Regions from separate parts of the Homo sapiens genome. Here region 1 is linked to region 2. The links are chromatin loops, found by intact Hi-C in ENCODE. Cell type or tissue: heart right ventricle. All regions are shown on one strand. Links, peaks and the distances in the headings refer to the core of each region. The heading gives the core; the rest is flanking DNA. Region 1 overlaps JAZF1 (JAZF zinc finger 1). Region 2 overlaps JAZF1 (JAZF zinc finger 1).

What was found. A loop is a pair of places that touch in the nucleus more often than their neighbours do. Peaks named below come from ENCODE experiments on the same cell type or tissue, not always from the same donor. Only the 100,000 strongest peaks of a DNase experiment are listed, where the experiment ranks them.
Region 1: a loop joins it to region 2, with 4 times the contacts of the local background. A loop is called at or near these places in 3 of 110 quality-filtered maps.

The regions. Positions count from the first base shown.
Region 1 is chr7:27,827,899-27,844,036 of GRCh38, forward strand. It overlaps JAZF1 (JAZF zinc finger 1), which reads right to left. Exons shown (of 5, transcript NM_175061.4): 4 at 12,800-12,969; 5 at 2,679-5,078. The coding sequence ends at 4,902. TAX1BP1 (Tax1 binding protein 1) reads left to right here. Exons shown (of 17, transcript NM_006024.7): 17 at 730-1,869. The coding sequence ends at 931. Among named protein-coding and RNA genes, the nearest start is that of TAX1BP1-AS1, 95 kb to the left of the region's middle. In heart right ventricle, for the core only: no CTCF peak of the experiment used is centred there; a DNase peak (open chromatin) is centred at 6,559; H3K27ac peaks cover 2,933 bases.
Region 2 is chr7:28,079,315-28,095,452 of GRCh38, forward strand. All of the region lies in intron 1 of JAZF1 (JAZF zinc finger 1), which reads right to left. Among named protein-coding and RNA genes, the nearest start is that of JAZF1-AS1, 93 kb to the right of the region's middle. In heart right ventricle, for the core only: no CTCF peak of the experiment used is centred there; no DNase peak of the experiment used is centred there.

The DNA.
Region 1 (16,138 bases), core at 2,930-10,929, 250 kb before region 2:
GAAATGCACATGTGTAGGGCCTGGCCTAGCTGAACCAGAAACACCAGGCGTAGGCCCAGCAATATGTGTTTTAACATGTCCTCCGATTTAGGGAGTTTTGTCAGAAAACATTTTTAACTTGCAGTATTTAAAAGAATATTTACTGTTCCTAAAATGTCATTCAAATGCATGTATTGTCTGTTGTTTGGGGATGGGAACTAGTTTTGCAAAAAACACCTAATGTTGTATAATAATGCACCAATGATCTTGCTGGTTAAAAATACAGTATTTTTGGCCAAAAACAAAAACATGTCCTCCGACTGATTCTGATGCATACAAGCATTTGAGAACCAGTGCCATAAAAACTTTGCTATTAAACCAAATGCACTGGTGGGAAGTTATGAGTTGTATTTATCCTTACAGTCTTACAAAAGGCATTTTCTGTTAAACGTGGAAGAATTCTTGGTACTAATTTCACGTAATTGTGATTGGATTTGGGAGGTTTTAAGGGGGAAAAACGGTTTTGTTAATCTAATTGTAAAATTGAATTTAGAGGCTCTATAAATGGGTTACACAATTGTCTACAGCAAGCATTTAGAAGCAGAGAAATGTTTCTGGAGTAAAGACTTTTAAGGTAGGTTGTTTAGTATGAATATCAGCTAACTAGATAAATGGAACCTTGTCATATATGGACAAGTTGTTGTTCTACATTTATTAGAAACATGTAATTCTTTCATTTTTCTCTTTAAGCTTTGATGTTCACAAGAAGTGTCCCCTCTGTGAGTTAATGTTTCCTCCTAACTATGATCAGAGCAAATTTGAAGAACATGTTGAAAGTCACTGGAAGGTGTGCCCGATGTGCAGCGAGCAGTTCCCTCCTGACTATGACCAGCAGGTGTTTGAAAGGCATGTGCAGACCCATTTTGATCAGAATGTTCTAAATTTTGACTAGTTACTTTTTATTATGAGTTAATATAGTTTAGCAGTAAAAAAAAAAAAAAAAACCACACCTAAAATAGACCACTGAGGAGACCATAGAGCGGATGCTTTCATGCACCCTTTACTGCACTTTCTGACCAGGAGCTACTTTGAGTTTGGTGTTACTAGGATCAGGGTCAGTCTTTGGCTTATCAATAAATTTTAATCTCTGTTAATCTTACCTGCTTTAAAAAAAAGTTCTTGTGTGTTCGTATCTTTATTTATTCCCTAGTTTGCAGAACTGTCTGAATAAAGGATACAAGGATTATTTCAATGTTACTGCACTGAAAAACGTGTATGTATTAGTGTGCTAGATTATTTAGCAGAATATTCACAAGTTTCTGTTGACCTTGTTGATTGAGCATGACTACTAAATATTATGTAATAAAAAGCATTTGTCATAACAGTCTTATGAAGTAGTTCTTCGAATATAGAAAGTTCTATAATTTAGCCCATGAAATGATAGGTTTTTAATTTTCAGAAATGGAGCTGCATGTAGAATGAGATCACATGCTTTTATATGTGAAATATTGGTTTTAGCAATTAACAGAAGGCATACTTTGCTAATTTTATGGCAAAATTTTAGAATAACCTGAATGATTATTTTTAAACTATCTTGAAGTTGTATGTATATATCTAATGGGAAAATGGAACAAGAGATGTCAGTATAATTGTTTTCCTATTAAATGATCTCATAACAGGGGTGTTTGTGGCATAAAAATCATAGAATATATATCAGTATCTTTTTTACATTTTCCTGATGAGAATATAAATTTGAAATATTCTCAGTAAGTGATTAAAAGTACAATACATAAACCCAAATCAAAGTAATGTGTTTCTTCAGTTATGTCTGTGCTGTATAGAACTGTCACTAACATTAAAGAAAGAGGACACATTTTTCAAGATCTGTAATTTCATTGTTGTCAAATTTATTTGTGAAAGTTTTTCATTAATCTAGCATCTTGAACATCTTTTTTTGGTTTGGGCCTTTAAAATACTTCTGAATTGTATTCCCTTTCCCTTTTATAATGTGCGTGTGAATAATTTAAAGCACCAACTTTTGATTTTGCCGCTTTTGTAGTTATCATCAAAATAGTTTACATTTGTTCTGAGCAAACTAGCTATTGAAGATGTTAACCTAATATTTAGACTTGGTGGCATTTTGAGTTGCTATATGTGAACTGCAGCATATCATGTCGTCACTTGTATTTGTTTGTGGAAGCAGAGTTTGTATATTGTTAGAATCCTTTAAAAAGTTTTTTGAGTCTAGGGCAAACCAGTATGAGGCATTCATATGCCAGCTGTTAGGACACAGCAGTCCTAGGAAGCAATAGCTTTGGAGACTTTCAGCTTCCAGATAGGTTATATACTTAGGTAAAATATGTTCAACAATGGGAGCATTTTTGTTGGAGTTAATAATTATGGACCATGTTAATCCAAAAGTATCCTTGGAATATTTATTATAGTAGTAGACACTGTTCATCTTACTAGCCTAGAACTTATTTTAAAATAGTTTAAGTAAGTAAGTCCAAGCTTAATTTGTTATTGACAGAAAAGTAATACAGCCTAATCTAATCTAAGCAAAAATGTAAGGGAATAAAGTCTACATGCATCAACTGAACAGCCTTAGAATGAGGAACTGAATGGATATATTAATTTCCATGGTAAACTTGATACTGGTTTTCATAATGGACACTAAGGAAAATAAAGAGCCATATTTATTTTTGGGTCAGAGGCAGTTTATTTTAAATGTGATTTCATTTACATTTATAAGCAGCTTTTCTTGACAGGAATTTTGATTAAATTGCCTTCAGTTCTAAAACAAACCTCTGTTGCTTTCAGACTTAATGTGCTCTGTCCCCAACAAAACATATGAAAATATAATTTAAAGCACAGTTTTCACAGACACAGTACAATACATTCACTATACACAGTATAACAAAATATTCCCATCCTTACCTGTTTAGTAATACTGTCACAATGAATAAGTAAATAGAAATTGGAATTTATCTTTGAAAGCATTGAAAGAAATTTAACATGCACAATGACTATTTTATGACTGTTTAGCTGTTGAACTACTGATCCAGCCTGCAGTTTCTTGCACTAGAAAGAGCGAAGCTAAATAATAATTGCTGGCCTAAAAAATTTTTTTTGGTCAATTGTAGGTAGATATGAAATAGCCAAGTGGGGCCTTCTTATGCACCAACTAGTTGCGTCTCATGTCTGGATCACCCTTTTAAACATAGGATAACACTGTATATTCAGGACCAAGACCATACTTCAGATCTGAGGAAATTTTTAGAGGGCAGTGTTTTTATAAATACTTTGAATCCCTCATAATGAAGGATTTTAGAACTTATGAATATAGAGGTTTACTCATCTAACAAACAGAACTGTCATCCTTTCAAAATGTCTGAAAATTGAGGAGGGACCCCTGCTTCCCAGTTATATGTGATGTAAGACTTTTCATCAAATGGGAACATGGGAAGAAACTTTATAAGCAATTTGAGTTTGTTTTATGGGCAGTTAGCTATCTCAAAGCATTTTTTATTGCATTATTAGGCAACTGGTAAACTCTCGTGTTTAAGGAATAGCACTTGGGAGAAAAGAACACTCAAGGCATGATGGTACTGTCGGTGAGGAAAAACTTAAGGAATGGTCCAGATGTAGATTACTCTAATAGGTCGTATTAGTCATGCTTTTCTTTGACCACCTGCTGCAAGAAGCACTTAATTGTCAATAAGGCTCATTTTCCTATTTCAGCAAAGTGTTTGTTTTATAAAGCTAAACAGACATTTCCAATGAGAATGCAGACCTCTCTACAATGTGATGAGAAAAGTACCTTTTAAAAAAAGTAAAAAATGAGCATGAAGAAGAGGCAATAGGGGTCTTAACAAAAGTGTTCATCTTTGAAACGTGCTTAGAATTTTAGTTCTGATTTGCAACCCACAGGTTTGGTAGGGCAGTGGTTGCAAGAATTGGCAACACATAAACATTAAATTGTTGGCAATAGAGAACTACAAAGTGCTTTAAAACTTCATCTGAAGATGAAGATATAACTAAACTTCACACACACACACTTTGCACTGAAGTATTTCAAAGTCTTTTCTAACAGATTTCAGGGAAAAAAGTATTTCACTAAATGGGTATCTTGGTCCGCAGATATCAATAGGCATAAATTGAATCCCTTGTACCCAGCAGGCACTCAATCAATGTGTGTTAAATGAATGAACGAACTGAATAGACTATTTTGTACAAAATGCCATTTATAACACTAAAATGACTAGTAAGTCAGATGGCAAGATTTTCAGCTTTTTAAAGGGCAAAAGGATTTGCAAGATAATATAAAACACAGAAAGCACACCTTTACGTATGTTATTTAAATATGAAAATATTTTTAGCATATTATGTTAAACATTCTTTCTTATTTATATTTCCATTACCTAAAGTCTTTCTACTCACAAATACTAACTCCATTATGTAAGGCATGGTAACCAGTTTGATAATGAAGGTATTATTTTGGTTTTGAACATATGTGAGTTGATGTGTTGAAAACTTCAATCACATTACAATCTTGAAAAAAAAATCTCAGTGCCAGCCCCTCCTCCCCCCAGGTTGATACCACCGCAATACAATTCAACAATATGCAACATGCCCTCAATTTTATTTTGTTTTGGGGGAAATGTGCTGAAGAACCTAGAGCTTTTTTTGTTTAGCACCTTATATCAAAGTAATGAAAATGGGTATGATGATTACATGTGCAAATGTACAAAATCATTAACTCTACAAAGATACATCATTCCAAAATTACAGAAAAAATTTAAAGCATGCATTTAATTCTTTTTCTTTAAAGGGTTGCTGAATGCTTCCCCTGAAAAAAGGTGGCTGTTTTCAAAATCAGCAACTGCTGGTGAGGATTTCTTGGCACAGTTATGACCAGCATGTTATTGCTGCATCTTCCTGATAATCTCAGCCGACACCGGGGGATGGAAATTGATTGTGTGGTGCCGCAGGCCCTGAGCTGTCTTGTAACTCTTCCCACAGCGACACTTGAATGGTTTGCGGACACGAATCTGTGTTCTGTGACCATTCTTAGCGTGATACTTTATGCCATTCACATTCTGTGGAGAAGACAAAAATATTTATTACATGGATTCACAGGATACCTGTCAAACTTCGGAAACCTCAATTTGGGTCTGGATTGCAGTTCCTGGATGGCAGCTGTTTAGAGTGTAGTCTTTTGCAAGGACTCCAGTTGGGACCCTTCAAGGACATTCTGGTGTGTCGGTCATGGGCTGTACGGATGGTCACACACACAGCTGACTCAAAATTTCAGATGTGCCTCAATTACTCTGAAAATGAAAGTACTGATTTCTTCCAATTTTATATAAAATATATATTTAGGACTTACAGACTGTATAAAGAAAATCCTCTGAATCTTTTCCACTCTAAAGAAAGTTAACAGTGAACAATCCTACACAAATATCCTCAGCATGACCAACAAAATATCTTTCTAAAGAAAAACATCAGGGCATATCCCAAAAGTTTAACATATAGAAATTTTTGATTTGGAAACTCAATTTACAGCTTGCTTCTAGATAACTGTGTTAACAGTTCCCTACCATGCCTTAACCAGAGTTTTTGTCAGTTTTCTGCTCTGCACTAAGCCAGTATCTCTGATGCCACTGTGGGAGCTACTTGTTGCCCAAATCTTGTCCCCGCCGTACAGTTGTACATGTTTAATAAGCACCTGTAGTCAGACTAGTCCTTACCTTAAGTATTACATTCCAAACATACAATGAACTTTAAAAATTTAAGGTTATATAATGTTAGTCACTAAGATTGGACTTCTTAGCATCTGGATACTAAAGTTATCAAAATGCTTTCTAAATTTCTGTTTGTCGGTTTTGCTAGTTCACCAGCATATTCTATGTAAGATTCCGTATTCTATGTAAGAGTCACTCTCTACAGTTTTAACCACCAGTAATCCTCATCCCAATTAAATGGTGAGGAAATGGGCTTGAGGGTAGTAAGTAACTGGTGGAAGATCTAAGAAGGGACGGCGGACGTGTGGTATTTGAGATAGGTCTTAATTTCCAAGTCAGCAATTGCCAGATTAGAGAGTAAGGGAACACAGAAGAGACAGCCTGAAACAAAAAGCACAGATTTTAGGAGAGTGAGCTGTTTCCTAAAATATTACCTAAATCCAGTCCTGCTAGAGCCAGTCCCTTGCCCAACTGAAGGATTCCAACACAAATTGTTCCCACTCTTCATGGGATGCCTTCAAAGAGCTCCCAGAAAACAGCTCCCTGCTGTTGTCTCATGAATACCTAGCACAGTGCCTGGCACATTGTCGATGCTAAGTCTTTGTGAGTGAATGAAGTTACAACAGCACTTCCCAAGTTCACGCCTCACTAGTCTGGAAGAAGGGTTGCTACTAAATATAAACGTGGTGGTGATTACTACACTAGAGATGTGCAGTACACATGAATGCTTTTTTAAAAGTCCTTGGAAGAGAACTCTGCTGGACTTTGTTGAACCCAGGGGTGCCAAGTAGCAGCTGGCTATGCTCAGAGTCTGAAGGTTGTCCAGTGATTTGAAGCAGAAGGACAAACACTCTCCCCTGAACACCTGGCTCCAGGCCTTCTGCACCTCAGCCCTGTCCTTCCAGCATCAATCCTTTCAAACATAAGGTACTTCAGTCTTGTTAAGAGGCATGTTGGGGGTTTCAGAGCCTACTGGGGCAGGAAAGGGGAGGGTAGTGGTGGTGGTAGAATCAGACCCACTGAAATGTTAGATGGGTAGATATGCCCTGCCAGTCCCTGGCGGTTCCATCCCCTCCGAGGCCCAGGCACATGAGTGAAGAGGCCAACGTGTGTATCCAGCCCAAGTGAGCCTTCAGATGATTCTAGCCCCAACTGGTGTCTTAGAGCAACTGCATGAGACCCCAGGCGAGAACCACCTTGTTGAACCAGGCAGCCCAGAGAACTGTAAAAGATAATTGTTTTAAGCCATGTATTGTGTGTGTGAGAGAGACAGAAAGAGAGTGAATGTTAGTTTTATGACCATTAGATAAAGACTTTCAACTTTAATATGGTGGAAAGTATCCTGGGTTACAAATGCTAGAAATGTGCACCTGCCTGCTTAGTAATATCCCATGTATAGCTCAACGAATATTGAGCACCTAGCAGGGTCCTTTTCCGTGGATGAAGGGCTACTAAAATATTTCATGTCCTTGTTTTCATGGGGAACTTGATGCAGGACAGCTCATTAATAATCCAGCTACCTCTGTGCCCCAAAACCATTCAAACCTTGTCAGAAAATAGAGGAAACCAAAAATAGAAAAGCATTAACCAAGAAACAAAAAGGCACAGCAACTCTTAACAGTATCAGGGCTTAGCCATTCCATTGAGGGCTGAGGTTTTTATAACTAATTAGGCTAAAAAAAAGATTTAAGACCAGAAATTGCTAAAGCCATAAAAGCCAGTCCAATGTGAAGCCAGATCTGTCGTTCACCAAGAGAAGGACAAGCCAGGGCTGAGGGGATTCCGGCAGGCGCTGTGGCCCATTCACAGCTTGAATGTAAACATTATGTTGTGTGTCTGGCATGAGACTGTGAAGAAAACAGCCAACACCACACACACATCAGCTTTATGACTCTGGAAAAATCAGGAAGCACATTTAGAAACATAAAGTATTTCCAGGGTTGGTCAGAGAACCTGCTGTGCCATCACTCCTTTGTCTTTGCTGCTGTGATTAAAAAATGTTGACAAGCGTCAGTGGGTTGCCCTTATCGCAAATGTTAGTACAAGGTCAAGTGAGACTCTATTAAGACATTTCCTCCATCCAGCCATTCAGTTACAGGCCGCGGGAACGTCCTCTTTACAAGACCAGAGGAGCTCTGAAAAGATCCACCAAAGTTTATTTCATCAGTCCTGAAACAAATTTGATCTTTCAGAAATATTAGTAAAAAAAAATAAATAATGGCCGGAAACCTGAAATGCTGAAATTGCTGAAATTCTTTGGTCTTTGAAAAAAATGGAATCAAGCTTCAAAAGGGCAAGGAAAGTTGCTAACATTTATTAAGAGCTTACCATACTGGGTACTTGATGTCAATTGCCTTATTTAATACTCATGTTCTGGATGAGAGAATTGACTCCTAGAGAAGGTGAGTGACTTGGCCAAGATCACATGGCTGGTAAATTACAGAACTGGAATAGGAACCCAGGGATGTCCAATCCATAGTCCATATTTCCTCATTTAGTCTCCTAATGTGCTAGGTACTCGTTAATTAGAACAACCAGCTAGTGGTCTTTGAAAAATCTTACCAGTTGGGAGGAAGGATTGGGATAATAGTCTGGAGAAAACTGTCTTTGAGTTTTCTCAAAGTGATGCTCTGACATCAAGCTAGTAAGGGAAGAAAGTGGGAAGGTAGGAGGTAGAAAGGAGAACTTAGGTGGGGGGGGTTCCACCATTAGGAACTACCTGTCCCCTCTGATGGAATTAGGCCAGTCAATAGACAGCAGGCGACTTAAAGGCTTTTCTAAAAAGTCTACTCCAAATCAAATCATGAGGCCTGAAGTCCAGATGCTGAGCTGGGCCATCCTGTCCTTACCTGTATGGGATCTTTGTTGTCAGTACTCAGGCCTTCATGTGTACAACATGTGACGCTTGCCCTAGATAAGCCCAGTGGTCAATTTCCCAGGGCCTGGATGTTGTACACAGCGGAGAAGATGAAGTTGCTTGGGGATTTGATGAGGAAGAAGAGTAAGAAAACAAATTGGGGATGGTAGTAGTGGTAATGGTGGGGGTTAAAAGTGAAACCACTTGCAGCAGTGTGGACACCTCACCAGCCCCAGAAAGCAGGAGGCTGAGGTGCACGCAGTTCCCTACTGGCCACTGCACAGCAGCACACACTGTGTCCAGCAAGTTGGGTGGGGTCTTCAGGAAAAAAAGAATTGCCTCTTCCCTCAGTCATTTAAATAACATGTTCAGTTAGACAATTACAGAAATTCAGAAAACACAGAAGAGGATAAAAAAGAACAGACACTATCACTGTTAATATTTGAGGTATTTCTTTTCACTATTTTTTCATACACACACACACACTCTCTCTCTCAATACCTTTTTTCCACTCAATGTTACTTTGTGAGCACTCCCTCATCATTAAATGTTTCTCAGTGTTTGAAAATGGGACACTGTATCTGGATCTGTCTCTGTTGCTGAAACAATCAATGTACCTCTCTGCAGCAGAGGACTCCAGAGGAACTTTGGGGGGCGGGGTATTGTTCTGTGTAACATTTCTTAAAACAAAACAAAACAAAAAAACTTTAAAAATGCCTTAATCCTCACCATTCTAACATAAAAATTATCAAAGGTTAAGCACTTCAACCCATCTTTTAAACCTATCTGCATTATAAGGAAGGGAAGTCCTCTCTGTTCCCTGAATTCAGGCGAGCATGAGCAGGGCAAGGGTGGTGGGCTCAGTGGTTGTGGCCTGGAACGCCTCTGGGAAGGATACAAAGGAAAAGAATCCTCCCATGGCTTTGGGGCTCAGTGGGGAGCCCACATTTCCCCGTTCCCATGGGCTACACCTTGATTCCTTTGCCCTCAGAGCATCTGTCACATCTGAGACATGTGCTGGGTGCTGAGGAGGGACAGTGAGCTCTGCGGGTTATGGGAGCAGTAAGGGAAATGGCGCCTCAATGTAGAAAGAGCATGTGGGGAGGATGAGAACTTGACCTATGAGGGGCGGAGAGGGGAGTAAGTCTGGGAGGTTGGTGAGGGGTCCCAGAGGTGGAGGCACTGGAGCTGTGCTGGAGAAAGGAGTGGAATTAAAATGAGAGATACTGAGGGAGAGAGGAAGGGACAGGGGACCCGAATATGCAACCCAAAAATGCCTCTTTGCCCTAAGGACTCTTTAGCCGAAGGCAGTTCAGCAGCAGCAGATGCAGGAAGGAGGCTCCCTGCTCTCCCTCTGTGTGCCTCAAAACAGGACACAAATTTACAAAGTCAGAAGAAAGCCCACTCCCACTTCTTCTGGGGAGATCAAAGGTTAACCAATGAAGAGGACTTCAGACTCTTATTGGCCTGGAGATGGTACTGGAGGAATCTACATTAACAAGCTAATACACTAACAGGACTTTGTCTGCCTTTTTTTTTTTTTTCTTTTTTCCTTCCACAAGTTGCTGCTTCCAGAGACTCAAAGCCCTTTTCCTTTGTTACTTCTCTAAAAATGTACTTAACTGTTCTTTGTTGAAGATGCTGTATAAGCTATGAGAACTGCCCATTCCCTGGGTGTCTTGTCTCCTGTGTGTATATGAAATACACATGTTGATAAACTGTTTTTCTCTTGTTAATCTCTCTTTTGTTAGAGAGAATCTGTTGCAACTAGAACTTATGATGACTGAGGAAAACATTATTTTTTCCTCTACAAAGGGCAGGGAGCGTCCTAGGCTAAGGAGTTAACATGGGAAGGAAATGTGGAGACTTGGCCTTACCAGTGGGATCCTTCTCCCATTCCCTGCTCTGCATGAGGTCTGGGAGTTCGGTACCTCATCTTCTGTCTGATCCGTAAATGCCAATGAAATGGTGAGGACTGTAGATCCTGGTCAGTGCCCAGGAGACTTGGCTGGCAGAGACTGCTGCCAGCAGCAAGCAGGGAATAAGAAAAGTCTGACTTGCCTTGAGAACAAATGAGGTGGTAGCACTTCTGGATTCTGCCCGAGTCCACAGTACCCAGCTTATCCCACCCTCTTCTCTCCAGTACCCAAGCCAGCAATGATGCTGTGAATAAGATGAAATACTAATCGCACTGGAGCACAGCCCTGCCTTCCAGCCAGCAACTTCGGGGCAGAAAGAGTCAGCTGCCAGCTTTGGGATGTAGGAGCAGCTCATCTCCAGCGCCTGGTCACAGGTGTGGTCACAAGCCTGCTATGGCCCTGTGTATCATGACCTGGCATTCTGGCCAGAAAAGGAAACTCACGCTTCCCTCGTGGGATCAGGACCACCAACTGCCACCCATGTCACCTGCCAGTTAATGGGGCTGGAGCCAGCAGCCCCTTCAGCCCAAGGCTCACTGAATTCTCAGTGGCCTTGGGTGGAGAGAGAACACTCAGAAAAGCCCCCACCAACCCAGACACAGAGAACGGAAGGGGGAAACTGCCAGAAACCCAAGCAAAGGAAAAGTAAAAGACAAAACAGAAATGACAAGGAGGAAAGGATGCGAGTAAGAAAAGGGGATGGAGCTGGAGGTGGGAGAGAGGGGATGCCTCCCCTGCACCCTGTGCCCAGAACCCAGGGCGTAGCTTGTATTTCCTTTGTTTTTTGGCGGGTCAGCCGAGTACAGGTCATTACTTGGCTCCCGCTTTTAACATGGCCGAGGTGCAAGACACCCCCGGCCTGGTGCTTGGCCCTGGAGAGCAGGCAGCAAGACCGCAGTGGTGGGGAGGAACAGCTGGGGGAGACGCGGTGGGAACCAGCCCCAGCCCAGGCAGTGGCCAGTCACAGCCTTATCTGTACAAATCAAGAAAGAAGGAAAAAGTCTCTTTCTGCAATGAAGCGCTGCCCTCTGGAAAAATGGGCTTGTCCAACAATCCTGTGGATGTTTTGTATCCCAAGGTAACCCCTGAGCAGCCCTTCCCTCCTCTCCCAACTCCACGCCTCTGACACAGAATGTACAGATGCGTCCTGAGACCTGTTCTGACCCAAATGCAGCGCTCCTCTGCCAGCCCTCAGAGGCTTCTCACATCTGCATCCTGGGAGTTCATTTCAGTTTAAACAATGAGCATCTGGACTTTGCATGATGGAATTGTAACAGTACCTAGGGAAGGTGAAACCTAGAAATGCTAACTTTGTGATACATTTGTGTGCCATGCTTTTATATCAATAGCTGCTATGAAAAGTACTGAAATAGATTAGTGTTCAGAGACACATATTTAAGAAGGGGCAATATAAGTGCTTATGCTATCTTTTTTTTTAAGCTTTAAAAAATAGTCAATCTGCTAGCCTATGAGTGAATTAGCATATCATCAAGCATACCAGGTATGTTTCTGATTTTTATACTCCTAGCTCACAGTTGGATGTGAAAGAGCTGCTAACACCTCATGGGGAAGTTTGCAATTTTGTTTTTTAAAATGCCCTCTAGACCCATACTTGACTATTGTGCTGTTTCTCGTTGTTTTGTCCCTGTTCCTTATTAGAAAAGTTAGCACCCCCAGCTGCCCATGACACCCAGGCCCTCAGAGACCTGGGTCAGCAGACAGGCAGCTGAAGCTGAAGTGGATGGTTTGGTGAGAAAAATATCAAAGGCCTTTTTTCTCCTGATCCCCTTTCATGCCACTGGGTGGAAGGAAGCAAGAACTTCCTCAGCTGGAAGCTAAATACCCTCCACACTCACCAAATGGCTCTGGGAGCCATCTGGGGCTTTTACAACTTCAAAGTGGTCTCCCGTGAGCCATCTGTAGGGCCATCCGTTGGGGAAGGTGCTTGGCAAATAAAGTAGGTTGACATATTTGATATTCTGTTCTGATGGGTCCCCCAATATGACATGAATTTGAAGACTATCAAAGACATGATCCTCCTACAAAAGCTCTCTCTTGACTGCCAGGCTCCCACGTAGGTGAGCAGAGGGGAAAGCCCCGGCAGCAGCGGTGGCGGGTGAGCACTTCCTTGAGGGCACCTGTGTGCACACAGGGGTGAGGCCCACGCACTCTAATGCAGGAGAGGGGAGTGTCTCCCCCCAGCCCATACGCTCGCTTTAAAATCAAGAAAGGGCTGCTGCCTTCCATGAAGCTTGCCCTGTTTCCATGTGGTTATGCCAAGCATGCAGCACCTCTGTTACCTTGTATCTCTTTTTACATCCAGGAACTGGGCAGGCAAAAGGCTTCTCTTCCCCTCCATTCATGCACATGGAGCTGAGGATGGCTTCGGAGCTGATGGCACTCTCTGTGGTCCAGGACTCATCGCTGTCCGACTCCTCATAGTCCACCTCCTCCTCGTCATACTCGCTGCCTGCAGGACAAGAGAAGTGCAAGGACTGTCAGGAGCGCTCATCTCCCCACAGGTTCACCCGGCCACTTCCAGGACAGGAGATGTGGCCGTGGCAGAGCAGCGCTGACGGCCCAGGGAGAGGGCACTCCCGGCACCAGGGGACTGCAAACACGGCTATTCCCTTACAACCCTGGAAGCAGGAGCCCTGCGTTCCCACCTAAGAGACCAGGGCAAGGGCTTCCCAACAATTCACAGCTAGGAGTTGGCGGAGCAAGAACATTAACTCGGTTCTATGGCAACCCAGCCTGTGGCTGCAAAGGCACAGGGAAGACTTGCTCTGGGGCCAAAACCAAAAATAAGCAACGATGACAGGCTCCTCACACTCCCCATGCTAGTGCCTGACACTCCCAAATGAGCAGAACACTGTCCCCTTAGTTTTATGCTTTACTGGCCTAGTAAATGCAGAAGTCTCCAAGGTCGGGGGTTACGTTTTGGACTTTTAAGGCATTTCTACTTCAGTGGAATGAATTTCAGGTCTTTTTCTTTATAGATTTGAGCTGGGAAATTTGGAACTAAAAGAGGGTTACCCTCACGCTAGGGAGCAAGAGGCATAGAAGGCCAGGAGGTCTAAGGATAAATCGCCAGCGGCAGAATGTGGGGTAGCTCCTGGAAGACGAAGCGATCCCCTACACACGCAGTACTAGGCACCGCATCTGCCCTTCAGCTCATGCGACACTTCCTGCTAGGGCTGACCCATCACAGTTACGCAGCTCAGACAGGAAGCAGGGATTCTCTTTTATTCCTAAGGGCTAAGAGCTCTGCTGAGAATCGAATTGAAATACACTCTACTGACTTCTTTGCAAGACGGCAGGGATGGAGAACCACTTCAACAGGCAGCCTCTTTTGCTCTTTTTTAATGAGGCCCAAAGCCATTTATTTGGAGCTTTTGCACAATACAACCCTGAAGGACATAATTCTACCGATCATAAACAGTGTAAAATAATATGTTGACAAGTCCTAATGCATTTACAAGCCCCGTGGAATAAATAGGAATTATAGCACAACATTAATAAGAATTATATGGTAGCAATTACAGTTGTGAAATTCATCCCCCAGGTGTGAGGCTACATTGCACCAGGGGCCTGCCTGGGTGCTTCAGGGGCTTACTCTGCTACATCAATTATTTCAACACCAAATATTGGCACTTTTATTGGGTTTCATTTTAATAGGCATTAATAAGATTGTTTGAAGAGCCAGTTGCGCCAGGAACAGGGACGCCGGCATCTGAGGCTCAAAGTTGAAAGGAGCCAGGAAGGAAGGAAGGGACCTGAAGTTTACTCAGTGCCTATGATGTTTCAGGCACACTCTGTGCATTATCTCATTTAATCCTCCAGTAACCCTAGGAGGTGGGGATTACTGTCACCGTTATACACACGAGCAACTGAGCCCTCGTGAGGTTAAAACGCGCATGTGTTCTGAACTCACCATTAAGGGACGGTGTGCTTTTTCCCTCATTGCTTCCCAGCCCCCAGTGCCAGGCTCTTCTGAGGGGTTCCCTTTTAATCTCCTTTGAGTTGCTGGCTCTTCACCATTTAATACTGAGATGGAATTCGAAGCAGTCTGTTTTGAAGTCTGTTAGAAATTCTCGGGTGGTGCAGAAAAAACAATCTGGCAAACATGAAGCTTTGGAGCTAAATGTGGGTTTCAATAAATTCTGCTGTACTTGGCCATAGCTCCCTAAATAAAGAGAGCCGGTTTGGAAACGCTTGTACCAAGTGACACAGTGGTACCACTTGGCCACGTTGCTTGGGGTCTGTCCTGGAGCAAATCTTGAAATCTGTTTTTAAGTAGGGCATTGTTTAAGACATTTTACTCTTAAACAAATGCCACATGCTGGCGTCCTTTAACTTGCTTGTTAGAAAACTATAAATGCTATTTCGCAAAGCTCCTCCAGCGGGACTTCAGAAAGTTAGAAAGACTAATTTATCCATCTAATTGGGCTAATTTGTTAACCTGAATACCAAGAGCCATGAAACATTTAGAATGGGGGGAGGGTGGGGCACCTCAGACCAACTGGGGGATTAATGAAGCCCAACAGAAGAGAAAACTTCAAAACTCCACTGGATCAAAAGCGATCAGCCCGAGGCGTTGAAGCAGCCTACACTGTCTGCGTCTCAGGGGGAAGGCACGTGGTATCCAGCCCCAGGCAGGGCAGGAAGGGGACACACAGCTTACCCTGCAAGTTGGAACACTTCTGAGAGGGAAAGGTAGTGTAGGCCGACAGGTGGTAAGTTGGAACTATCCCAGGCAAGGTGGGACACACACCACTCGGCAGCAGCTTACCACCAAGTCCTTGGGTGAAACTAGTCATCTCCCTCGGTTGCGACAAGATGGACTTTTGTTTATATACTTAATTTTGTCCTCTGACAGAGAACATCAACACAGACCTGGGTTCATGCCTTTGCTTTCGTTAGGTGAAGGACAAGCCACTTGGCTTTTATTTTCTCTTTCATGAAACAGGCACAAGTCTCTTCCTTGCAGGTTGAATTTAAAGATCAGAATGAGTGTGTATAGAATACCTGGGATAGGAGGACCTCCATAGAGTATGCACTGAAAACATGGAAGGCAGTGTAAGCAATGCCATCTTTGTAATCATATTACATATTCCATATAAAATAAGATGATCTTTAGAAAGGCCTGTTGTGAAACCAAACAAAATAATTCCAAAAGGGTTGGGAATCCCTACTAGAAAAAACACAAGAGAGACTCCAGGACCAGACAGGCCCCATCTGCTTTAAGCTCAGAGAAGGAGCAAAGCACACTCCAGCCCCCACCTCCAAGAGGCTACAGAGGCCAGGAGGGAGCGCAGCTGGGGCTCAGAGCACTGTGAGCCCAGGCAAGTGACGCCACCTCTCTGAGCTTCAAATTGCTCATCTGTAAAATGGGCGAACGCCTGTGTGCACTAAGGCTGTTGTGAAGAATAACTGAGTTCCTGTTTTTAGGACTCTGGACAAAATGCCTGGCCCATGGTAGGCCTTAGAGTAGCACATGGTAAGAAAATAAACAAAATGCTATGTGAGCTGTTTATCTCATTTACTGTTGCCTTGCTCTCTCTTGAGAACAGTCCCCTTTTTAAACCAGAGGAACATGCTGGGGTTCTACTACAGCTTTTCTTACTGTACCCCAAATG
Region 2 (16,138 bases), core at 3,648-11,647:
TACCTCACTTGGACTCTGATCACCAAATTCCATCACAGCAACCACCTTCACTTGGAGCTGCCTCCCGCTTCTGTTTTTATCACTTCTTAACTCAAAATACATCTTCAATCCCATTTTTCTCTGACAGACACTGATATAGAATAAGAAATACTGGAAAACTAAGCCACGAGGAGCAAAATAAAATATAAATATCACTTAAGGGAATTCATTATGAGAAATCATAAAACTGACAAGTCTCCTGAACAAAAATGACCTGAGAGTTTACCCATAGGTTAGCAAATATTAAAATAATGATAAGGATGACAACCACAAGCAAATCAATACATGCTTGCTGATGAACTGAGTAGGAACTTAAGAACTTGGCGCCTCTCTAAAATTTTTAATTAGAAACATTTAATTGTACTCACTATGTAGTAGGCCATGTTTCAAATGCTTTCTTCTAATCTCATCACAACATCCAATATGCTGTTAATAACCTTTATTGACTGCAGCATCGGTTTACGAACCCTGCTGATTGTTCAGCTAGCACCATGGATCAGGGAGTAATCTAGATGCATAACTCAGAGATACTGCTGGTCTGGTTCCAGACCATTGCAATAGCAAATATCACAATAAAGCAAGTCACACTAATTTTTTGATTTCCCAGTGCACATAAAGTTATATTTACACTATACTGTAGTCTATAAAGTGTGCAATAACATGTCTTTAAAAAGTATATATCTTAATTTTAAAATATTTTATTGCTAAAAAATACTTTGTAAAAATGCTTATAGTCATCCAAGCTAGATCTTCTGGATAAATTGTTGCAGCTTCTCCATCAGCACTTGCTGCCTCACTTTGCACTTTCACCTTACGGAGATGGCTTAGTTTCCTAAACTTCATGAACCCAACTTCTGCTAGCTTTCAACTTTTCTTCTGCAGCTTCCTCACCTCACCCAGCCTTCATAGAATTGAAGAGACTTGGGGCCTTGCTCTGGATCAGGCTTTGGCTTACGGGAATGTTATGGCTGTGTTGGTCTTCCATCCAGAACACTCAGACTTTCTCCCTATCAGCAATAAAGCTGTTCTGCTTTCTTATCATTCATGTGTTCACTGGAGTAACACTTTTAATTTCCCTCAAGAACTTTTTCCTTGCATTCACAACTTGGCTAACTGTTTGGTGCAAGAAGCCGAGTTTTCAGCCTGTGTTGGCTTTCAACATGCCTTCCTCACTAAGCTTAATCCTTGCTAGCTTTTGATTGAAAGTGAGAGACGTGTTACTCTTCCTTTCACTTGAACACTTACAGGTCATCATAAGGTTATTAATTGGCCTAATTTCAACACTGCCATGTCTCCAGGAATAGGCAGGCTCAGGGAGAGGAAGAGAGACAGAGGAAGGACCTGTTGATAGAGCAGTCAACACATAAAACATTTATTGATTAAGTTCACCGTCTTATATGGGTGCAGTTCATGGCACCACCAATTACAATAGTAAAGTCAAAGATGACCGATCACAGATCACAATGACAGATACAATAACAATGAAATTTAAAATATTGCAAGAATTACCAAAATGTGACACAGAGACATAAAGCAAGCACATGCCATTGGGAAAATGGCCATAAACCTACAATTTGTAAAAAAAAACAAAAAAAAAAATGCACTGTCTGCCAAGTGTGGTAAAGCAAGGTGTGCCTGTAGGGGGGAAGGGAGGGCATCAAAGTTCCTCAAAAGATACAGAGTAGTAAGCTGGTAAATTAGAGGAAAAGTCAAGAAAACCTCGTGGGGACCAGCACAGGAAAGGCAGCTGGCAGAGATAAAGCAGGCCTTGCATTCTTTGACCTCAGGGCAGCGGGGGACATCTCTGGGATGTGACCCAGTCAGGTTAAGGTTTTGAGACAGGGCTAAGCCCAGTGTTGTTACTCTTCAGTAAGCCTGGAATGGAGCCAGCCCCTCCCCAAGGAAATCACATAACGATGAGGAAGCCACATGCAGATAAACAGTAAATGAAGACAGGATGACCAGCTCGGAGGAACCAACACCAACATGGGGGAAGGAGTGCGGGAGTGCCTGGGGGGCTGTGCCTGCAGAGGGGAGCAAGAGGGAGAGCATCCAGCACTTCGGGGCACCAGATGCTTTTTCTAAGGTTTGGTCATAACCAGCACCAAAAAACAGCAAGCTGCGCCATTCCCCCAGCTATTCTACTTCTTCACGCTGCTTAGCTGGGGTTTTGGGGACTTGAAAAGTTACCTGGGGCTACAGAACACAGTGTCCACGCACTTGGACAAGCTGGTGAGCCTGGGGCATTGTAGCGGCCTCTGCTCCACCCTTTCCCCTTGTCCAGAAGCCTCGACACCACCAGAGAGCGAAGTGGGACAAGACCCCAGGGAAGAATTTAATAAAACATCAAGGCCAGGGAGTTTGTGATACTCAAAACTTTGTGGAGGATGGGTCAATCTGCATTTATATGTGTTTCCATCTTTCCAGAGAGAGAAAAAAATTAACATGGACTGAATTTTCTCTATTTCTATTAATTCACATATTATGCCATTTTCATTACCACAAAATGCTGCACTCTTATGCTTTCTTAAAAAGATCACTATAGTAAAACTATTAATCTATATACCTGGATGATACTAGAGTTTAATAACCATTTATAGAATAAATCAATGACTGACAGTAATATTAAGGGGCTAAATAAGTTGATCTCTAAAATTACTTTCAACCTAAAAATGCTACATTCTGCGATAACAATAAGTTTATTATTTAAAAGTCCTTAGGCTATTTTAGAGTAGAGTATGTTTGATGATTATGAGAAAGTATCTGGAGACTTGAAACTTTAGCCTGCTAAAGTATCCTTTAGACAGGTCCCTCTGACAAAATGAAGTAAGACCTGGTAGAATTTCTCAGACAAATCATGCCAAAGCATCACCTCCTTCAAGACAATGCATGGGGGCGTGGGGAGGCGAGGATGTCACTCACCCTTGCAGCCCTTGTCTATTTGGCTTTCTCTGCAACATTTCACTGGGCTGAGGAGTGTTCCTCATTGAACTCTCCTTCCTGGGCTTCCCGTTGCTCTCCCGCCTCTGCCCGTTCACTCTACTCCTGTGCAGGCTCCCTTTTCTCTGTCCACCCTTGGTGAGTCTTTGACCTTGGGGATCTTCTTAGGTTCTCTTCTCATACCACACGGTCTTTCCTCTCCTGTGATTTTAGTTAATATCTGTATGCTGATGGCTCTCAAATCTCTTCCTCCAGCTCCAGCTGCCTATTGGACATGTATAACCAGTAGCTCCCCACGCTGCAGTATGTTTGAAGCTCCCTTGCCCTGGTCTCCCTCCTCGCAGCCTCTTCTGGGTGAAAGGCACATGTCCCACCAGACACCCATGAGCCATCCTTGGCCCCTCTCTGGAACCTTACCCCTCACATCCCATAAATCCCCAAGGACTGTGCATCCACCTGCTGAACATCACCAAAGTCCACTTCCAATTCCACTCCCAGTGACTGCAAAGGGGGCCTTTGCCTCGGTGCCACCATTACTATTCCCTGCTCCACAAGGTAGCCAGGGCCAGCTTCTCAAATGCTGACCTGGACACCTCATTCCCAGCTCAGAACCCACCAGTGCCTTCCTTCAGTCTGTGAGAAAGTCAAAACTCCTCCAACTGGGATTGCAAAGCCCTTCCAGAGCTGACCACCACTGAGTGCTCTGGCCTGTCCCTCATGGAAACACATTTTCTCACCTCCTTTGCTTCTGCTGTACTCGTGGATTAAAATGTTTTCCCTCATCCAAATCCCCTCTACCTGGCTGGGGCCATTGCCTTCCAGCTTTTTGGCTTCTGGTAAGTTTTGCCTGAACCCCCTCAATCCTAGATCAAGCGCCCCTTCCACATGCTCTCTTGGGGTTCACATCTCTCAGTTTAGCCCTTGTGCCTCAAGTGTAAGTTCCTGTAACGTCTCAGTATCCCTGCCCCACTCGTGCATATACCCTAAGGCTGTCTCACTCATATCACAACCCCAGAATCTGCACAAGGCCTACCACATGACAGCCACTCAACGGATATTTACTGCATAAACTCATGATTATGAATATTTTAGTACCTGACCTATGAGTTATTGATACGTAATGGGAGTACCATGGGTTGCAGAATAACACAGACCTTGTTTCCCATCCCAGCTCCACAGCTCACATGCTATGTGAACTCAGAAAATGTATGGAAACTTTTTAAGGCTGTTTGCAAAGCTGTAAGAGCACGACCAACCACTTACTTCACAGGGTTGCCGTGAAGACTAAAATACACACAGCATATGAAGTGCCAAGAGTGCTGTATTATTTTATATTTTTCAAAATGCAGTGCTACAAACTTCTTTATCACTATGTCAATTAATGCTACTGCTGCCTTAACCCACAGGCCATCAGATACATTTTTAAAGTTCTTTATGTGAGCATTATTCAAGGAAAAGCCTTGTCCGCTGACCCAGCCAGTAAAAACATTGGGCCCTGACATTGGGTAAGAAATGTTGCTTACAACATTGTAACATTGTTGCAACATTGTCTTACCCAATGCCAGGGCCCAGTGCTATTACTCAAGCAGGCTGGAACATCCAACAATTTCTGCCAGCCTAAGAATTATTGGTATTGCTTTTACATGTTACATTTTATGACAACAAGTCTAACAATATAAAGCAAATAGTGAAATAGCTTGTTTCTTTCCAGGATTATCGAATGAGGGCAGAAGATGTCATGGGTATATTTTGATAAATATTTCAGGCATTACAAACAATACTGAAATATATGCCAGTCTTGTAACCATCACACTGCAACATTTTCTGCTGCCTTCTGAAGACTGTGGAAAAGCCCCCTTGCAAGGGAGGGTGGAAGGAAGAGAGGGAGTTTCTCAGAAAGAGAAGAGAAAAACCTAACACTTGCCCAGTATCATTGTGGGTTTAACAATTTTGCTTTACTGATTTTATGGCACAATCTAGTCTCCCCATATCCCCAAAACAAAAACAAACTAACAGCAACAACAAAAACCCTTTCCATCAGGCCAACTAGTGGCTTTGGAACCAATTACAAAGTACTATGAGATGACTCTTTAAATGAAAACTCTTAAGCTATTCACCAAGTCAAGTACATTGTGGGAGCTGAACTCCCACTTCAAAATTTGGGTTCTGACCACGGCCTCCAATCCAACCTCCCTCAAATTCCAAGAGAGTTAATCCTGGCTTCCCGTCAGGAAGTTTGCTCTCACAAACTTGTAGAAGTACTGGCTATTAAAAAGTGTATGGGTTCTTTTAGTCTTTCTGTGCCATGGTCAGTAAGGGCACAAAACAAATCCTGAGCTTCTAAGGGTGACCCCACCCCACAGCGGGCAAGCAGCATCATGCCATTGCCATGCCCAGGAGGGAGACATGGAGATGGCCTTGGAGCAGCTCTGGGCAGGCTCCCTCTCTCTTCACACAAGAGGCAATTTATGTTCTAGGTCAGAAAGGATGTTTGTTGTCTGCTGTGGTTTGAATGTTTATCCTCTCCAAAGTTCGTGTTGCAATTTAATCCCCAATATGGCAGTATTGAGAGGTGGGGCCTTTAAGACGTGAATGGATTAACATTTATGGATTAATAGGTTCATATGGGATTGGGGCTGGTGGCTTTAGAAGATGAGGCAGAGAGACCTGGGCTGGCATGTTTGCACACCTCAGGACTCTGTAGAGTCCCCACTTGGAGGAAGGCCTCACGAGATGCAGCCCCTCAACCTTGGACTTCTCAGCCTCCATAACTGGAAGAAATAAATTCTTTTCTTTATAAATTACCCAGTATCATGTATTCTGTTGTGTGCAACATTGTCTTGCCAAGGTGGCTCAGTTCATACTATATTTTCCAAGGCTTGCAAAAACTAAGCTTTGCCCTAGTATTCTTGTTGAGAAGATCTGAAACATATGATTTTTATGTGGCTAACAGGCATAAAATCCCAAAGACATTAATACAGAATGATTTTTTAAATATCTTCTGATATGTACCATACCATGTTTAAAATGTTCCCTTCCAGTTTAAAATGTATGCTCTAACTATACAGTATTTCCTTAGAAAAACTGAACAAGATGAGCAATAAGAAATCCTATTTATTTAAAATGTTTCTCTTTAAAGTACATAAAACTTGAAATTTTTATATGCAGCTTAGGTCTTCATAAACCTACAAATAGGTAAAGGGAACACTTAAATCTTTTCCTGAAAATATCTTTGTTTCCCCAGACTAAGACCTCATATTCAAAGTGTCATCCCCCCGTGATTTTTTATGACCACGTTATAAACCCCTCCAAAAATGGGGTTTACAATGGAAGTGTTGACATCATGTTAACTATTGCTTTGCAAACTGAGCTCAGTAATCAAGGCCCATTATATTTATGAGGCAGGTAAAATCTGTAGCCATTAATCACAGAGCCATATTGACAGATTCTAAGTTTGAGGTCCAGCAAAATTAATGTATCCCATTTCTTATATCATTGATACCAAGAAGAAAATTTGCAGGCAGCTTCATAATTGTGAGGCTTTTACATTTTTACAGAAATCCAGAGGCAGACTTGTTGAAACATTTCATTTATTTACACCTGCTGTGGTCAGTTTTTGCACATCTGCAAAGTACTAGAGAAGATTTTTCTTTCCCATAGATAATTCATGAGAATTACATGCATTTGCACAAACACAGCCTTTATTAGAAGAGCACTGCAATCATGAATTCTATGTATCCATATGCCTAACCCACACTGGGGTTGTATCAAATTGTGATTAATTACCAAAAGAATATTCCACTCCTAAATTATAATTCAACATCCCTATATAAAACAATCTGAAATGTCAGCACTCTGTCTTTATGACATCATGCCATCCCAATAATTCTGTTTTACAAGTAAATTCCTATTATACATTAATAAGGGCTGTTGGTGGCTAAACATCTTGCCTCCCCAGTAATGACTAGGTTGAAGGCAATTAGAGCAGCCAGGTGCAGCTGAGCTGGGTACTCATAAAAGTTTTTAAATTTTACTGTTTCCGTTTCATTTGGGGAGGTGCATTCCAATCTGCCCAAATTAAAGAGGAAGCTCTGCCCATGTTTTCAGCTGTTGTGTGTTCTAACCATTACTGATAAACCCCTTTAATATTTCTTTGCTCCTTAGGAGCTGATGATCTGAGGAGTTCAAGTTTCACCACGAGCATCTATATTTCACTGCCTGTCACAGTGGTTACTCCAGACACACATATACATGTGCACACACACAGTCCCAGGGTAACAGAGCAGCACCTTCATTTAAGACTTTCTGGGGCAGCCCTGAGTAGTAAAATTGATGCATGAAAGAAAGAACTTTACTCACTTTGTTAACATGTTTTTGCTGTAATTAGTTTGGGTCAGTGGAGGAGACATCAAATTAAAGTTTTATGTCATAATAGGAGCGATGATTTTCCCATTACAAGAAAATCAATTTCCTTCTACAAACTACCAACACTACATAAAAGAATTAATAAGTGTAAAGACTTAACACATCTGAAGCAAGAGAAAAGGTTACCACTGATGATGACAAATATCCTTAGAAGTAGAATTTTAAAAAGAGTTAACAACTTCCCCACAGTAGTATTATAAGGGTGATGTACCCTGGGAAATTTTCCTACCATTCAGAAAACACAGAGCCCTTTATTTAACTTACTATGTGTCTTTCTTCTCTTTACTCTGTAACTCATACTAATCAATTTAATTTAATTCAGTTAAAACATTTTTAACGTTATAAACAATCAGTTTTATGACATCAAATGACTGACCTAAGTAGGTTTTTATTTAGCTTTCAACAAGTTATATGGATACTCTACACATTAATGATCAGATAGACAAAAGTAATTATGTAACAGCTGCTAATCCAAGGACCAACACCATCCTTAAAAGGTGGATTCATGTTGATGACAGTAAGACAGGGTCTCACTTGATTTCAAGAATACATCAGCCAGAGCTATTCTAGGAATCAATCTTGGAAGGGCCCCTTTAGAAGTAAAAAAAAAAAAATCATATTCCATTTAATTTCAGAGGGCAAAATAGACGTGACTGCCTCTGAATGAGAACAGTCCTCAAAAGTGATCCCTAATTTTTGTCTAGGTGGTTTGGGGAATTTTCCTTTTTGTTTACTTCATTTTTGATATAAAGTTTACATTTACCAAAATAGGATTTAAAAAAAAATAGAGTAGTGCAGCATTAATTCAGAAAATAACGTCATTCAGAAATGTACTGTTGGTCTGTATTAACAACCAACCTCTCCATTTTCTGAGGGGAAAAAGGACACATAAAATGAAGACCCTTTGCATACAGTTAATCATCTCTTGCTTCTAAGCAAAGAAAAATTTATCAAGGACTCATTTTCTTAGGATAGTGAGCTTTAGAATGTCATCAGTCGACATAAGGTTTTTCAAAATTCCTAATCAGGAAGAATGCAAGGAGGAGGTCATTTGTCTATATCAAAGAAGGAGCACCAAAATCTAGATTTATCTTTGTTTCCTTCCTTTTGTTTTCCTTAATCAATGAAAATGTCCATTTTAAAAAGGAAAAAAATAGTCAAAATCAGTATTCTTGTATATTTTCTTTCTCCTCTCCACTTTTTTTTCCTAGTGGGAATACAGGAGATAAAGAGAAGGCTTTGACAAAGGGCCTTTATTTCTTTTAAGCAATTACCAAGACAAGTCCTGCTTCCCAGTGGATGTCTCCCTGCCAGCTTTGAACTACATCCTTGCCCCCCTCATACAGATTAGATGCCCTACATTAACAGAAACAGCCTGAAAACCAGGGGGTCTGAAAACACATCCCTTCACGGAGCTTAACAGTCACTCAGGGTTAACACCACGGGGCTACAATCTGCTGCAAGAGACAGTGGTGCAGGGACATGGTAGCCAACAGCAGTTTCAACTGGTATCATGTTCCGAAAGTTTCATCACTTTTAAAACTGCAACTTCTACATTTTTCTGCAAGTCTCTCTTCCGCATTGCTAAATCCTTTCTGGATTCTGAGATATTTTGCTACTAGGAGCTAGCTTTCTTACTGGCTCCCTGTGCCTTATAAGGAAATTAGGCAATACATTAATAAGTGCTATTGGTGGCTCCCTTCTGACCACTGAGCCACAACTAGGTTGCAGGTAATTAGATCTAAAGGCTCCACTGTCAAACACACCTTTCCTTTTCCTAATTACATGAGAAAACCTCAGTAAGTCCCAATTTTAATAATAGTGCTTCCTGCCACAGGGATCAAAGTCAGAGATGTGTGTGATGAAGTGTAGCTAGGTTTGTTTAAGGAGTGTCTCCTTTTCCTTCTACTTCCAACCCTTGTCCTAATATCTCCCAAAGAAAAGGGGGCCTGTCTCCATTCCCAAGGACTGGTCCTCTGATTCTCCTCTGTTAGAACTCTGTTATTTTCACCTGCCAAACCACCACTATGCCATTAAATCACTATTTGCATTCTGTTGTCCCTTGTGTTTCTCTTTTATTGTTTTAAGCAGGGATGGATGTTTCTGTGAGTTTACATAATCTCTCTCAGGATAAATTCATTCTTAAACTAATAATGGGCTTGATTCTCATGTTAATTCCTCCCTTCAATTAATTTTATTTTACCAACATCTCCAAACTAGGAGGACACTGGACAAATCATCAGCACTGCGCATACTCATCATATTTCCAATCATCACCAATTTCCAACAAGAATAAAAATGCTCCCAAGACATAATCTCCCATTTGGATACACTTGGTCATCACAGTGCATTCCAATGAGCAATACAAGAGGAAAATAATAAAACAGAAACAGAAAGCAAAACAATAATAGTACTGAATATTTAAGGAAACTTAAAAATCTAATCCCCAATGTGATGGTCTGTGGCGATGAGGCCTTTGGGAGGTAATTAGATCATAAGAGTGGAGTCCTTGCCTATGATGGGATTAATACTCTTATAAGAGGGGACTTGAGAGAACTTGCTTCCTCTCTCTCTGCACTATTTGAAGACAGCAAAACCACAGCCATCTGCAAACCAGGAAGAGGGCCTTACCAGACCCAATTATGCTAGCACCTTGATCTTGGACTTCCCAGCGTTTAGAACCATGAGAAATAAATACCAGTATTCTATTATAATAGCCCAAGCTAAAACAGAAATTGGTACTGGGAAGTGGAGTGCTGCCTTAACAAATACTTAAATATGTGGGAGTGGCTTTGGAACTGGTTAACGCGTAGAGAGGCTGGAAGGTACATGCTAGAAAATGTTGACATTGCTGTGAAGGGACTTTGGAAGGTGATTCTGGTGAGGGCTCAGAAAGAAAAGAGGAGAGATATATAGAAAGTTTTCATCTTCTGGGAAAACACTTAAGTAATCCTGTTCAGAATGTCGTAGAAATAGGGATGGTCCAATGAAGGCTCAGACAAATGAGGAACATGTTATTGAATAATTAAGAAAAGTAAATTCTTGTTATAAAGTGGCAAAGAACTTGATTGAACTGTGTTCATGTACTAGTATTTTGTAGAAGGTAGAATTGGCAAGTGATAAAATTGGCTATTTAGCTGAGGAAATTTCTAAGTGTTGAAAGAGGAGCTTGGTTCTTCCTGACTACATATAGTAAAATACAAGATGAGAGAAATTGAGATGTGAGGGAAACAAGAAACTCCGTGGTGAGATTACATCATTTAGATTCAAAAGTCCATGTAAGATTTGGGTCCCCAAGAAGTTAACCACAGGTACCATCAAATCCAGTATGGTGCCATTGTCAGTCAAGAATCAAGGTTGCCTGCCAGGGCTTCAATCCCAATATCCACTGTAGATACTAACAAGTTACTCAACCTCTTTAAACCACACTTTCCTCAACTTAAAAATCAGTTTAATGATTGAACCTACCTCATCGGACTATAGTGAAGATTGGATAAGATTGCCTGTATAGCTCTTATAGTGCCTAACATACCTTATGAACTCAATGAACATTAACTGCCATTATCATCATCATCACCTTCTTCATCATGAACAACAAATCTCTCTGCTTAACGAAGATGCTAATATCCAGTCAAACTGCAATCTTAATACTGGGTTTCCCCAGTTTCTTCAATAACTGCCTAACTTGCCCATTCATCTTATTTTTCATAACTTTAAACATTATTAAATCAAAGCATAAGACTCTAGTATAAATTCTAGGCCAATTACATGCCAAAAGGAAATTATTTTAGTGTTACAGTGCATTCTTAGCATTATCCTATTCTATCTACATGAAAAGTAAAAACTCACTCTGTTTAAAATATCTCCTTTGAGCATCACAATATCCTCCAACACAGGTACTAGTACTCCCACATAATAGAGAAGAAAAGTGAGGCGGCTTCACTGCCTAATCTACCCAAGGCCATAGGCTAGTAATTAGTGGAACCTGAATCAAAGCCAGCTTACCCGACTTTTAACCACACCTCCTCATTCTCTGTCTTCCTCTTTTCCTATTCAAGCTCTTATTTTTTTTTCTATTCCACAGACTTTTTTTTAGTTGTTTTTTTTTTTTTTTTTTTTGAGACGGAGTCTCGCTCTGTCACCCAGGCCGGACTGCGGACTGCAGTGGCGCGATCTCGGCTCACTGCAAGCTCCGCTTCCCGGGTTCACGCCATTCTCCTGCCTCAGCCTCCCGAGTAGCTGGGACTACAGGCGCCCGCCACCGCGCCCGGCTAATTTTTTGTATTTTTAGTAGAGACGGGGTTTCACCTTGTTAGCCAGGATGGTCTCAATCTCCTGACCTCATGATCCACCCGCCTCGGCCTCCCAAAGTGCTGGGATTACAGGCGTGAGCCACCGCGCCCGGCCTTTTTTTTAGTTTTTTAACTTAAAAGTTAATTAAAATTATTACTATTTTTTCTAATTATATCAGGGGAAATAATGTTATTCATATTTTTACATACTTTTGAGAGATGCACTTTCTTCTGTCAACCTGAACTTCAATTTTTTATTATGTCTCAACTAGAAGTCCATATTTTCATGAATATTTAATGTTTCCTCCTAACAGTCATGTTATTTTTCACGACTATTTAAAACCACAGTTGTTAAACTAGGTATTTATGAGGCATTTTCCCTTGCTCCCAATATGCTACCATAACAATTTTCACCACTAAGAACATTCTTAAAATAGTTTAGATTTTTTTTTATTTAGGTATTTCCCATTAAATCCACTTTTTGAGAAAAGAGAATACAGTTTTACTTTCTTTTATGCTCTTAAAATCAACTTAATACTAACCTGAATAAACAAAGTCCTGAATGAAGATTTCAATGTAAGTTAAATATACATATATATTATATATATATAACATATATATATATACACACACACAGACACACACATATATATGCACATGCAGAGAGAGAGAGAGAGAGATCAAAGGAAAATCTGTTTAATGTAAACTTTATTACTTTGGGGTTTTAAAATTCAGAAATACACTTCAACATTCATATTGCTGTTAGAATAGTCGGTGTGTGTATGGCCCAACTGGAAAATATTCTCTTGTTTTAAATGATGATGGGTCCTTGAATCCTGTGTAATGGAACTTAAAAGACTCACACCTTCTACCTTAGCATGTCAATAGGTCAAAACCTTGTAAAATCAACTTGGCAATAACATTTCATGCAGTCCAAGTATGTTACCGTAGCAGAAAATTTGCTACGATGGCTTAATTACACAAGTACATGGCAACATTCAACTTCTAGTGAGAAAAGGTTTAGATTTGGGGAAACTTTTCAATATTTTCTCTTTCCTCTCATTGAGGGTATATTTGGGTTATTACATATGACTTCACATATATATGTAAACACAATGTTGTATTTGTGTATATATGTAGACACTGTAATTACATATATAAAGGGCACTCAATGGGTAGGAGTCAATGTTTAAACTATCAACTTCTAATTAGTTTCAATTTTTTTTTTAACCTGACAGCAATAATCTAAACTCTAACATCCCATTTCAGGGACAAAAGGCAAAAAAAAAAAAAAAAAAAAAAAAAAAAAAAAAAAACAACTAATGTCAAAGTAGAGGAAGAAGGAAATAAAAAGATCTCATTTTTAGAAATGACAGCTCCTTATTTTGGCTTCTATTTAGTTAAAATACACGGTTGGACTGAGCTTTGATGTTATATTGCCTGTTCAGAAAGGGATAAGCAATATTAAAAGTATATAAAAAATTAAAATAGGGAAGAAAAGGAAAAGAAACTGCTTAAACTACTTCATAGAACTGCTTTTAGAAATTTCTGGCTGGATGCGGTGGCTCACACTTATAATCCCAGCACTTTGGGAGGCTGAGGCAGGCAGAGTGCTTGAGCCCAGGAGTTCAAGTCCAGCCTGGGCAACATAGTGAAATCCCATCTCTACAAAAATACAAAAAGAAAAAAAACCAAAAAAATTAGCTGAGTGTAGTGACTTGTGCCTGCAGTCCCAGCCACTCAGGAGGCTGAGGTGGGAGGATCACCTGGGCCTGGGAAGATCGAGGCTGCAGTGAGCCGTAATTACACAACTGCACTCCAGCCTGGGCAGTAGAGTGAGGCCCTGTTTCGAAAAAAAAAAGAAAGAAAGAAAAGAAAAAAAGGAAATTTTTATCTAGAAATTTCCATTCATAGACAAATAATCAAAACATTATTTCATGTAACTTAAATATCTTTCCTAAAACATATCCCTGAAAGGGTTTCTACAAAGTGTTCTAGTTGCCATGTGCACTGGAAGAACACAGAAGGGCACAATCTTTTTAAAAGCATTTTAAAATTTTGATGTTTTAATACTTCAGTGTGACTTATCACCCCTTACTTCCCACCATTAATTAGCATCTGTGAATTTGGTGTTTGATATGGTTTGGCTGTATCCCCACCCAAATCTCATACTGAATTGTAGCTCCATAATTCCCACATGTTGTGGGAGGGACCAGGTGGGAGATAACTGAATCCTGGGGGCGGTTTCCCCCATACTGTTCTCGTGGCAGTAAGTCTTGCGAGATCTGATGGTTTTATAAGGGGTTTCCCTCACTCGACGCATTCTCTCTTGTCTGCTGCCATGTAAGACATGCCTTCTGCCTTCCACCATGATTGTGAGGCCTCCCCAGCTACACGGAACTGTGAGTCCATTGAAACTCTTTCTTTATAAATTACCCAGTCTTGGGATGTCTTTATCAGCAGCGTTATCAGCAGCGTGAAAACAGACTACTACAATGTTGCAGACAAAAAAATTACTGATTGGATAACTTCAAACTTATCTGAAAAACTTGATTCTTCATCAATTACCACTTACATATGTTCCTTTCAATTTACTAAAAATTTCTCCTGGTATATGACCATTTCACATTGCTAAAATCCAGTCAGCTCTCTCAGGCGGCGCGTTCACTGGGTTGTTTTGCCCATTCAGGGGGAAATGAAGAGAGTGCCACAGTGATAGTTCACTTCTCACCGAGCTTTGGGCAAACCCAAAAGACAGGTGCCTGCCTGCAGATGCTTGTCCACTGTCTCTTTTCAAATGCTGTAGCGCCCCCCTGTGGCAATGCCTGCAAACAAGCCAATAACAAGAATGCCTTTTAGAATGAGCTGCAGACAAAAGTAAGGGTGTGGGTGGGCAGGAGCCAGGGAGGGAAGAATGCATTCAGTGCTCAGGACAACTTGACCCTCCCTCTTCAGTATTCCATATATTCATTCGCAAAGCTTGGAACTTAGATTCTTGTGTGGCCAAAGCAAGAGACAGACATTAACTATGAAAGCACATAAATAAAATTATTTCAGACAGTGATAAATGTCCCCACCACTCAGAGGTTCAAAATAGGGTAAGGCTATGAGACATGGTAATATGCATAAATCAGCAATGTAACCCTCTGAAGTAGAAGTCAACATTCGATCTGCTCGGAGGCAACAGACATTTGTATTTCTTTTTCGGATCAAGAGAGGATCTAAAAGTAAATCGTTGTCTGCCTCCCCGATATCCCTTCTTCCCTTTTCCCATCAATACAGATCCCTAATGTTCACTCAGAACAGAGGCTACATTGCCAGCCTGAAGGTCCCACGGCTGGCAAGGAACAAGACAGAAACCAAAGGGCTGACTCGCCAAACATCAGCAGTCTCCTTTCCAGCCCCGGCACCGAGTCTCCAGGGCTGCTCGCTTCTGCCTATCCGCTCCGTAGCACGAAAAGCCTGGAGAGGCTTGGCCTGGCCTGGGTTTCTGTTCTGACACATCAGCTAACTTTTTTGCGACCCTATACACATTAATAACTTCTGTCTCCAAACTGTCATCTGCTGAAAAGCAGCCATTTATCTTACAGGAATGCCATGGGGGAAGAAGGAACCCAGTAGGCACCCAGCACTTGAAATTTTCTGGCAGAAGGAACATGGGCAAGCAGACCCGAAGCTTCTCCTTCCAGGCAAGAACACCTGCTTCACCTCCACTTATTCATGTTTTGCTTATGGTGCTTTTTAAAAATTATTATTTTTTATTTTTTTTGCCAGCTCAGCCCCACCCTGTGGCCAGAGGGGACCAAGGGCCGAGCTGCGCCTGCTCATGATGTTTTAACAATGCCCTCTTTCCTCCACTGCCCTCAATCGTCCTACCAAAGCTCCCTTAGTAAGACGACAAGGAGGAAACACACAGAAATACATGTGGAGTCCCAACAAGAAAGAAGCTCCATCCAGAAAAACTGGCACCCCAGAGAAGGGCACAGTCTCTATGCTTTGGCTTACCTGATACCCACATGTACCCCAAGGGTGTGCCATCTCCGAATCTGAGAAGCTCCCACAGCACCAAAGCCAAACCACTTTCAAGGCTCCACGCAACCTCTCCCATCTTATTCCCACAAGTCTTCAGTTTCATCCCAGTCCCTCTCTTCATTCTCCATCAAGAGCACCACAATCATTCTACATATTTGTTCACTCTGTTGGGCCTCCTAGGCAAGCCCTGTATTAGTCCATTTTTATACTGCTATGAAGAACTGCCCAAGACTGGGTTATTTATAAAGGAAAGAGGTTTAATTGTCTCACAGTTCAGCATTATCGGGGAGGCCTCAGGAAACTTACGATCATGGCGGATGGTGAAGGGGAAGCAAAACATGATCTTCACAAGCAGGGAGGAAGGAGAAGTGCCAAGTGAAGGGGGAGGAGCCCCTTACAAAGCCATCAGA